Regions from separate parts of the Homo sapiens genome. Here region 1 is linked to region 2. A link is an interaction called in ENCODE POLR2A ChIA-PET data of the cell type or tissue named here. Cell type or tissue: PC-9. All regions are shown on one strand. Each heading gives the region's core, and the rest is flanking DNA. Links, peaks and the distances in the headings are about the cores only.

Evidence for each region. ChIA-PET counts read pairs that join two places held together with the same protein. Peaks named below come from ENCODE experiments on the same cell type or tissue, not always from the same donor. Only the 100,000 strongest peaks of a DNase experiment are listed, where the experiment ranks them.
Region 1: POLR2A ChIA-PET joins it to region 2 with 14 read pairs; 2 of 35 experiments call an interaction of 5 or more read pairs at or near these places.

Annotation. Positions count from the first base shown.
Region 1 is chr2:9,757,779-9,763,158 of GRCh38, reverse strand. It overlaps LOC100996549 (a long non-coding RNA gene), which reads left to right. Exons shown (of 3, transcript XR_241267.4): 3 at 3,860-4,569. Among named protein-coding and RNA genes, the nearest start is that of TAF1B, 83 kb to the left of the region's middle. In PC-9, for the core only: no CTCF peak of the experiment used is centred there; no DNase peak of the experiment used is centred there.
Region 2 is chr2:9,893,163-9,898,542 of GRCh38, reverse strand. The region is part of intron 8 of TAF1B (TATA-box binding protein associated factor, RNA polymerase I subunit B); the gene reads right to left. Among named protein-coding and RNA genes, the nearest start is that of TAF1B, 52 kb to the right of the region's middle. In PC-9, for the core only: no CTCF peak of the experiment used is centred there; DNase peaks (open chromatin) are centred at 542, 972 and 2,642; H3K4me3 peaks cover 689 bases; H3K27ac peaks cover 4,211 bases.

The DNA of each region.
Region 1 (5,380 bases), core at 112-5,111, 140 kb after region 2:
GGCATGCTGGAATCTAGCCCTCGCTCACCTTTCAGCTGGATGTCCTTGCACAGTGGACAACATGCACAACCGTATGTGCTGGCCCTGCCCATGTACCACACGATCTGCTCAGAAAACCTGGAAAATGCCTGATCCTGGCACAAAGCACAGCCCTTTAGTCCCAGTTCTTCGCCAGGTGATTTCCTCCAGGCCTTAGTCTTCCCGGACAAGGCCTTAGGCTTTAACAGTGGGGAAGGCCTTCTGGTGCTGCAGCCCCTGGGCGACTGCTCTCTGGGGTGAGGGCCCAGCCAGCAAGCCCATGACCATAGGACTGAGGACATCCCTTCCCCTGTACCCACCTTAGTCACCTCCCACCCGGCACTAGTGGGTCCTCACCAATTTTATTTGAATTGAGCCTAGTTCATTCTGGAGGTTGAGACTAAACATCCTTATTGAGCAGGTGTCTTGGAGACCCCCGAAGGCCACAGGCTTATTTTTGCCCCAAGAGTGCAGTAAGATCCTAAAATTGAAGTGATCTTTCTTGCCCTCCTAGACTGACTAAAAGTCCTGGTGGAGACAGGCTGAGGAGTCCTGCACTTACGTCTGAATGTTCTGTTAGTTGGGTTTTCACATTCAGAGTACACTGTGGAGATAATCACCTTCTAGCTTTCTGGAAACTTCCTAGGTTTACTCCCTGGTGCATTGCTCCTCCAAGTTATAATTCTAGAAACTCATTCCTTTGCCTTTGGCAATAATAACCCAGATCCCGGGACTCCAAATGGAAAAGAACAGGCTGCATTTCCAGACTTCTGGTGTGGAGGGGGAAGCCAGACAGAATCATTCTGGCTGTGAGCTGCAGCGGTGCTGTCCATGCCAGGCCAAATGCATCAATCCCTAATGATGACTTGAAGCGTTATTAGGATCCAGGTGACCTCGTCATCACAATCCTCTCTGAGCGGTAAAACTGGAAAAAAAAAATAAGGCAGATTGTGCTTGGGACTAGGGAGCCCCTGAGACGAGTTACACCCAGCACTTCCAATGTCTGGGAGCCCCCAGGAAGCACCCTTTGGAGAAAGCGTAAGTCAGTTCCCTAAAAGGAACTAAAGATGTGTTCCATCCCACTGTGCAAACCAAATTAATGCTGCATGCTGAAGGCCTTCCTTGCCAAGATAGAGGTGGATTTCTATTAGTCACTGAGGGCCATTTGCCTGGATGCAAATGGCCTTGCTGAGCTGGTGCGATGTCCAGCTGGGGGTTTTGGGGAGCAGTCAGCCCCGTGCATGTGTATTTAATAGTCATCAGGGCTTTCTCTTTTGGCTTCGAGGCTAAGCTTATTATCCAAGGAACAAATGGAATATGAAGGCTGCCTCAGCACCGCCAGAGCCCATTAGGAGATGTGCTATGAAGCAAAGGCGGCGCGTTGACAGGGCTGCAGAGAAAGAACTTGGAAGCAGAGGCAGGAAAGGGAGGGCGGCTTCCGTCCCAGCATCCCTGAAATGGCTTGCTGTGAGTTCAGCAAGCCACACTGACACCACGCACCTTCCCCGTGCCTGGAGCTCATCTGCAAACAGATTATCTTGCAGACAGAACCTCCAAAGGGCCCTGTCATCCTACAGCACATCGTCATTCTCACTCAGAAGCAGGGGACGTGGGGCCTTTTGTCTAACACTCAACAACATAAACGTCTGTTTTCTGTTTTTCTCCCCTCTACTCTTTAGACAATAAACAAGAACCATCTGACATTTTTCTTAGCTTGTATATTTCAAACTCAATCCACCTTAAGCATCCTACCTGACCCTCCCCAACCCTCCTTCCCTCCCGTGTTCTCTTTCCCTTTGGAGTCCTTACAAACTCTCCCTCTAGTTCGATGGTTCAGAGAAGACTGAGAGCTGGGCCTGGGCCTTGAAAACTTCCCAGTGGTTTTCTACTGCACTCACACCCTCAGGCACCTGGTGGGGTAGATCCCACCTTTTCGATGTCCCCTTCTCTCCACCGCGGCCACCTACTCAGACCACTTGCGCTTTGCACCTGGAGCATGACAGTAGTCTCCTAACTGTCCCTGACCACAAGCCACACCCTCTGCCATCTTTCCTCTGTTTGCTGCCAGAATGATGTTTCTGAAATACACAAGAGACCTTGTGGCTATCTTTCTCCCTCCCTCTCTCTACCCCTGCTTTCCTCCCGCCTCTACCCTCCTCTACTCCCTCTTTCTACCCCTGCTTTCCTCCCGCCTCTACCCTCCTCTAGTCCTTCTTTCTACCCCTGCTTTCCTCCCGCCTCTACCCTCCTCTACTTTCTAAGCATCTGCTATGACCAGCCATTGTTCTAGGTTTACAGATCTACAGGGTGGGGCAAGAAGACATCATATCCTCTGTCTTTTGGAGATCATAGAAACATTTGCTCTGGGGAAATGCTAAGTAGCAACCTACACCATTAATTGTTTAAAAACGACTGTGACTCAGTGCCAGGAAGAAGACTTTGTAAAAGGTAATGTGAAAATGTTTTCCCTGCTCAGAATCTTCCAGTGGGATGAACATGATGTGTCAATGCAAGCTTATTATTGTAACAAATGTACAACTCTGGTGGGGGCAGGGGCTCTATGGGAACTCTCTGTACCTTCTGCTCAATTTTGCTGTAAACCTAAAACTGCTCTTTATAAAAGGTCTTCTTTTTTTAAGTCTCCCAGTGGCTCAGCATACAAAACCCATGACAGAGGGCTGGGCTGAGCTTTTCCCACATCCACTGTGTTCCCTAAGGTCCGTCTCCGCAAACCACTCCTTGTTTGAGTACCCAATGCTCCCGTGCCCCAGTTCCTTCAACAGCCTCTCTCTACTTCCTGCATCTTCTTTTCCTTCCCTTGGCTACCTTCTCCTTTGAGAAACTCAGATGTCACCTCCTCCAAGAAGCCCTCCCTGATATAACCAGGCTGGATTAGGTGCCTCCCCTCTGTGCTCCCAGACCTCCCTCTGCCTGTCACTGTCATTGCATCACCTTGTAACTGTACATATCTGCCACTGCCACCAACTCCCACTGAACTAAGAGTGCCCTTAAATAGGGACAAACAGAATCTTTTAGCATAGTTACTGAAACACATGTAGGCTTCAGTAAATGAATGGATGCAAAATAAAGCTAATAGTATCTGGTTAGAAAAATAGATATCTTTGAGTTTTTACTAAAGTTCTAGGGATTGCAAGAATGAGCTTCCTGCCTACCTTTGCCTCTAACAGCAATGCTGCAGTTGAACCTGACAACCTGTTACCATGATGTAGAGAAGCCAATGCAACAGAAGAGAGTAATGTTTAATCTAGTCTTTGTGACTTGGCTCTCGTATCACTAAAAATTGTATTTGTGATAAGTAAATAAGAGTCATTAAACATCAAATGCAATTTAAGTGCTCCGGAAGGCATGCTCCTGGGTTTCAAAACCTCTGTGGATGTAAAGAACCCCCTAGAATAGGAGTTGGACAGTCCTGGGCTCCTGGTCAACTCCCACACTCAGTCCTTAAGGTGGAGGTCACATTGTGCTCCCTCACAGGTGGTCCAATGAGACCATGTGGGTGGAAGCACTTTGTAAACATAGGGGCTCAACAAATGCTAAATGTCACTCATGAAATTGCATCCTAAAGCAAATAAATAAGCACACTTCTTTTGTCTAAATAGCTATGTGTAGCCTTGGAGTTCTGGCTAGGGAGTCACCCAACCCCTGGTTTTGCCCCTTGTGGCAACATCTGAGATGCTGGATACAAAGTTGGATACAAAGCAGGGTGGGGTCTGTTCTGTAAAGAGCTACAGGCAGCTGAGGGCTCAGAACGGTGGACACTGTTGGAGAGACCAGAGAGGTGAAGTGAGGAGACTCCCTTCCTTCTTTCTTTCTTTTCCAGAACCCACATTGACCAGAGACTTTGCAGCCAGCTCACCCCTCCAAATCCCCGCCCTGGAGTCCCTGACCCAGGAATTTCTGCATCAGGCTGCTCAAACCTGAATTTGACAAAATTTCAAAGCGCTGTATCTTTATGTTGATAAGACAACGGATAAAGTGCCATACTTGGAACCTAGATCACTCAATGTTGCCTGTAGCTGAGTCCACTTCTGTCACTCACCCTGCATTGCCCTGCCAGGAGCAAGGGAGAGAAAGCCAGCCAGAAGGCATGGGCATGGGCTCAAATCTGGCTTCTCCTGTGGCCACTGTGAAAGTTGATCATACAAAGGTCACTGTTGTCATAGCCAAGCAGAGTTATGAGACCACAGGAAAAAGCACTTGGACCACGTAACATTGCTCCAAGAGTATAACTGTCTCCAACCCTGGCTGCTGGAACAAGTGTTGCAACCTGAAACCGGTTTGATCTAATAGCTACAGAAACAACCTGCGGAAATCTAAGACTAGTTTCACCCACTCACCAATCAGAGCTTGCCGGATCCCCAAAACGTTGCTAGTGCTAATGAACTTGCTTTCCTAACAATCCATAACATTTCTCATTTTTATGAAACCTACAACCTTCTCTTTGCTCTTTGGACATACTGAAGACCACCCAGTCTGTGTGTATGCCCCAAACTGAAATTCTTGCTCCCCAAATAAAACATTTTAAACTTAGAGATTTGTCTGTATATTTTATTTGACTTTGACAGCACCAGGGGCTCCGGCACAAATCTCCTCCTTCAAGCCCTTTTCTACACAGTCCCGTGGGTCTACCCTGAAAGAAGCCTGATGACGGCTCAAAGACACAATGTTACTGGGAGGTAAATTCAGGATTACTTGACCGAATGGCCCACCCGAGGTCACGGAGGCTGCTGGAGGAACAGAAAATGGTCTTCACCAAGTGAAGCATTGTCGGTCTTGGCCTGTGTCTGGCTGGAGAATGTTAAAATTCTGGGGACACAACAGAAAAGGCACAGTTGTGGGGACCAGGCCAATGTCAGCGTGAGAACTGGCTCCATCCCCCTCCCATGAACCAGCTCTGCGGCCAAGGCAGGTCTGCATTTCCTGGTCTGTGACACGGAGTCAGTAACATTGCCTACTTCCCGGGGCTATTTCCAGAGAAGTGAGGGAATGGGTGTGGAACGCCTGCCATCTGCGGAGCCCCGCATGAAACGTCTCTGTCTTTCCAGCCAGCCCTGAGCCAGGGAAGGGACTGGAAGCACAGCGGGTGGCTGAGGCGGGCTTTCGGCAGCTTACCCCCAGCCTTGCCCCTCCCCGCCTGCTGAAACACAATCTATGGTTGTCGCCTTCCTGGAGATGTTAGCCGCCCCCTCCAGAGGTGGTTCCAAATCTATTTCTCATTTGGCTGATTTAGGAGAGGCTGCGAATCGGTCGCTATGGTTTCTTTATTTTCTCCTGACAGCTTAGGAATCATTTTTCCAATTATTCCCAGGGGAGGAAAAAGAAGTGGAGGAAGCCAGTGTTT
Region 2 (5,380 bases), core at 230-5,229:
AGTTTCTCAATAGATATAGTTCCCAAACAGTTTTAAACAGAATCCTGTTTAAAACAACACATACTTAATAAGGTATAACAGCATTTTGTTTTATACTGACCCTTTGGTTATCTGCTAATTCTACCTCAAATCTTCTGTGGAACAAGGTGGAATAACAAAAGACAGACATAGAGATAAGGCTTATATAATGCACTGCTCAAAGCGTAATCTCCATCAGAATCACTTGCAAGATGCTTACGAAAAACATCTTCTTAGAGCCCACACTATACTTAACTGAATCAATTTCTGACACTGGGTCTAAGAATCTGCAGTTTAAACAAGCTCTCCAGGATATTCTTATGCATACTAAAGCCTGAGAGCCTCTAGAGATTAATGAAATTGCTATGGATCCCCAGAAAACAGAATATGCCGGTTGTAGGAAACAAAAAATAAAATGCAGAGGCTACTTTTCTTGTAGACAGGAGGAAGTGCTCAGATAGTTTTACTCTCCAAGTTTGGAAAGAGAAGCACACATACACATTCCAGTGAGGCTGAGATGATGGTAGCTGGGGGCGGGGTGGGGGGTTGGGGGAAGTGGGCCAGGAACACAAGAAAACACCAGCTGGCTTCTCTCCCTCATGCTGTCTGGGAGGGAAGAGTAGAAATGAGGGAACCTGATCATTATGTTCACTTCAACTTCCCTCAAGTAGATTTGAAACCTGTCAGGTTATTATTCTAATAAAGATTGTACAAAAAATCCCAAGCATTACATGTGGCCTACAGAGTAAGAAGGTGAACAAATCTAGAGTCAGGTTTGAAGATTCTGGGCAGATCAAAACAATCCAATAAGGCCCTCATTTGAAGGTGCTTAAGAAGTGACTGACAGCTCTGGACGAGTCTTTTTCTTCCTTCAACCAAAAGAAACCCAGTTTCACAAAGGGTGTAAGATTGCTCCAAGCAAAATGAATCATCCTGGCTAAGTGCCACGCAGTGGGTTTGGCTGACCCAGTATTACATCTTTTCTTTTTACTCATTCAGGGAGAAGATCAGAATGCTGTTGATCAACATTCAAAATATTGGAGATGTACTTCAGAACAAATTTCCAGTTTCCTCTTTATCCCTTCTTGCTGCGTCTAGTGAGGGATGATGAAATGACTAATTCTTGAGAGGACTGAGAAACACTGCCAAGGACTGTGGTAGAATAGTATCTATGTTACATATTATCTATTTTTAAACTGATCTGTAGGTTTAAAATATATCAAGAAAATCAAGGCTGAAAAGATAGAAGTAGCCCTATTTTAAGTCACTGACAGAATAAATTGTATCTAATACAGACAAGTATATCTAGACCCAATACTTTGGTTCAATCAGTGATCTGATTATTTGGTATGCTGTGAAGAGATGGTGCCCCTGAAAGGTACTAGATTTTCAGTTTATTCTACCAGGTAAACTGAAAGATTTTTGCTAGAAGTAAATAGGGCTTCAAGTCAGCACCATACTCCAGAAAGTTGAGTCACAAATGAAGCAGCAGAAGAGGCAGAGGCAGAAAAAGGAGAAGAGGGTTATCTCCAAATTAATTTAAGTAAATGAAATGAACTGGCTATCTACTTGGGCTCAGGAATCACAACTCAGAAAAAGGAGATGGCTGGAAAGACTAAAATTTAATTTGCACACCTATCTCCTCTCCTGAGCTCTGCTCTGCTCTTAAGTCAGGATAATGGCAGGAAGACTCAGACTCTCATGGCCTGCTTAGAAAAAGAAAAACCACATCAACACTCTCTGTATTCCATGTCCCTCTGCTTTAAGTGAGTTTTGCCAGATTTGTTGTTATTAAGACAGAGGGGCCACTGAAATACTAACAGAACAACTTAATGGAAAGAAAGCTCAGCTGGGATAAAGGTTTGAAAAGGGTTTTTAAAGCTTTTTTTTTTTTTTTTTTTTTTGGTTTTTAGATGTGCTCTCAACTTTCTGGAATAACAAAAATAAAACAAAACCAAACACAGAAGGAAAACAGTCCCCAGCAGCCCACACACAAAACTCCACTGGCATATCTTCATCGCCATCTCCTAGCACAATTGCACCTTTTGTCATTTCTGGTGGAGGTACAGCTGCTGAAGAAGCCAAGACTTAGCGGAGAAAGCTAAGGCATGGAAGGGGGGAAGAAAATGCTTCCTTTGTTAATGAAAAGCCGTTTCCATTTAAAAGTTTCAACATACTATAGAATAGTGAATGCACTTTTGTGAGCAATAGCAAAAAGCACACAATGAAGAAAAGCTGCCTGTCAATTAAATCAACAGTCATCTGAAGGCAACACAAACCTCCTCTTCTTGAAAAAAGAGGGAAGGAAGGGAGGGAAGCAGGGAGGGAGTGTGGACATTTACTACACTTGGCTGAGGATGTGTCTAAAAGGAATAATAAATGTGACATACAGGGCTTCTCGAGTGATACAGGTCCATTTCATTACAATAGTAAGAAATCACAAGTTTAACATGTTTTTTAAAAGACCACAAAGCTACAATAAATTGTTCCAGCATGCATTAAAAACGGAGTGCTTGGGAAAGCATTTTATTGAATTTCACAAATATTACAGCGAGTTTACTTTCCTTCGTGAAGCAATACTTTAAGACAGGTAAGGACAGGCTAGAGTTTCTGTTACACAACAGCAGGCTCCTGTGATAAACCTGATTACAATACCCTGTCAGAGGCAAACTTCCTGCTCAGCTATTTAAAAAAAAAAAAAAAAAAAAAAAGAGTGCAGTGCCTCACCCTTACTTATTCTTATTGTTGTTTTGAGGCAGATTCAACTGAGAAAAAGCTAATGCAAAGTGCACCTGTTAAACCAAACTGTTATCAAGACTCTCCATAACAAAGGAGAATTAACAAGGAATAAAACTATCAGAAGTAATGACAAAGCACTGTAATTATTTATGGAAAAAGAATAAAATGAATTCCACATGTATCATGATGCATAAATAGTTCACCTTGCATTTTTAATCTGCTAGACTTTTCTTAATGACAGTAAACCTACCATGTAGTAGAAAAAATACTTTTTTTTTTTCTTTTGAGACAGGGTCTCACTCTGTCGCCCAGGCTGTAGTGCAGTGGCACAATCACAGCTCACTGCGGCTTCCACTTTCTGGGCTCAGGTGATCCTCCCACCTCAGCCTCCTGAGTAGCTGGGACCACAGGCAGGTGCCGCCACGCCCGGCTAATTTTTGTGTTTTTTTGTAGAGCCAGAGTTTCACCATGTTGCCCAGGCTGGTCTCAAACTCTGGGGCTTAAGGGATACTCCCGCCTCAGCTTCCCAAAGTGCTGGGATTACAGGCGTAAGCCACCATGCCTAACCACAAAAAATTTTTTTTGTGTTCAAAATCTAGTCTTCTGGGAGTTTGTGGTGAACACATTGCTTTATGTGAAATATAGTCTTGGCCCTGAGGATGAGGCCTTTTTAGAAACGCGTTGTCAACTTGTACAGACAAACACAAACCTTATGAACAAATACAAAATTATGAACTGCTGACCAATGAGGATTTGCCAACTGAACAGGAGATAATAATTTGTTTTGGCCCCAGGATCAGAGCTGGTAAAAACCTATTGGAGTCCTCCTTAATATGTGCCTGTTCTCCAAACGCTCTGCTGATTGTTGCATAGCCATGTTCCAATTTCACATATCTGTGGTAATGAAGTTTAAAAGATGGTATCGAGAAGACTAGATAATCTCAAAATAATTTCTATTTGATTTTGGAAGGGTCATGTGATTACTCTTGCAGCAGATTTACCTCTGCCGTTACTCGGTTTAGTTTAGGCTAGTGTAACACCAGGTTCCCATTCTCTCCTCCTGGGAGGGACAGGTGAGGGAAGCCCCAGGTATACTGGGTACTGGGGCATACTGGCCCAGGATGAAACAAAATCACAGGTAATCCACACAAAATTATCAGCTTCACTTAGCAAACATGAGGTATGATTCTAAAAGAAATATAAATGTAGCCTCAGATACATTTTCTAGCCTGAGTAATTCACTGTTGGTTTCAGCATACTGGTAAGAATATGAACTGCTAACTTTTTCATATGAATGATACTGACACACCCATAACTCTTATTTTTAAATGTCCTTGCTAACAAGCAGAAGTTATATCCTTTATATATTTACCACTAAAATTTAATAGAATGTTTTTTCTTTAAATTTCTCTTAACCAAATGCCACTATTTAGTGGCCTTCTGATATATTGTATAATAAATATATCAGAAGCAGTCTAGAAATTTCCTACCTATGTGAGAAAAACTCCCCAACAGATCAATTTGAATTTTTCTGAAAATAGTGTTTAAACTTACTGTTTTATAGCTATTTCAAATCATGTAATCAATAAACACAGACTGAGTCCTTATTTTGTAGACGGAATTATAGTAGGTCTTATAGAATCTATAATATAGATAATAAAATAGAAGCATTAAATACGGTCTTTATGCTCAATTTACACTTTTAGTTAAGGATGTAAGACATATACAAACAAATCATGCATGACATACTGTCTTCTACTCCTCTCTTTTATAAATTCTATTTAGACAACATCCTTTAGCTGCCTTTAAAATTCTGAAAAATGCAAAAGAATACATATACTATATCTGTAAGCTATGAAGCCTGGTAATAATAAATGCCTATGAATCCACTACCCAACTTAAGAACTAAAACATTGCCAATATGGTTGTATCTACTAGTATACTTCCTCCCTATCCCATCCCTCTGTCTCTGCCTCCAGAGGTAACTAGTTTACTGAATTTTGCTCATTGTTAACTTGCCTTTTAAAAAGACAGTATTATACCATAGTATGTAGTTTTCTGAGCTTTGCCTTTTTTTTAAAGTTATGATTATTATTTGAGACAGGGTCTTGCTCTGTCGTCCAGGCTGGAGTGCAGTGGCATGAGCATAGCTCACTGCAGCCTCGACCTCCCAAGGCTCAAGCAATCTTCCCACTTCAGCCTCCCTAGTAGCTGAGACTACAGGGCGAGCCACCACGTCTAGCCTGAGCTTTGCCTTTCACACTCTATATAATGTTTCTTAGGTTCATTCACGTTGCTTGCAGCTGCAGTTCATGAATTTTCATAGTGGTTTACTGTACCATTATATGACTATATCACATTTTTTCCATTTTCCTGTTGATAGACATTTAGATTGTTTCTGGTTTTGTTTGGCTTATTTTTTCATTACCTAGCTACCTTGTTTTAGTCTTTTAAAGTACTCAGGAGTAATGGGTCAGGATGGATATAACTTATAATCAATGACGCAGAAATAAAATTACACAGATACACAAGTAGGTAGGTAGACAGATAGGAAAAATGGCACAAATGATCAAACAATGGCATAAAATGCTAACAACAGTTAACTCTGGATACAGGATATATG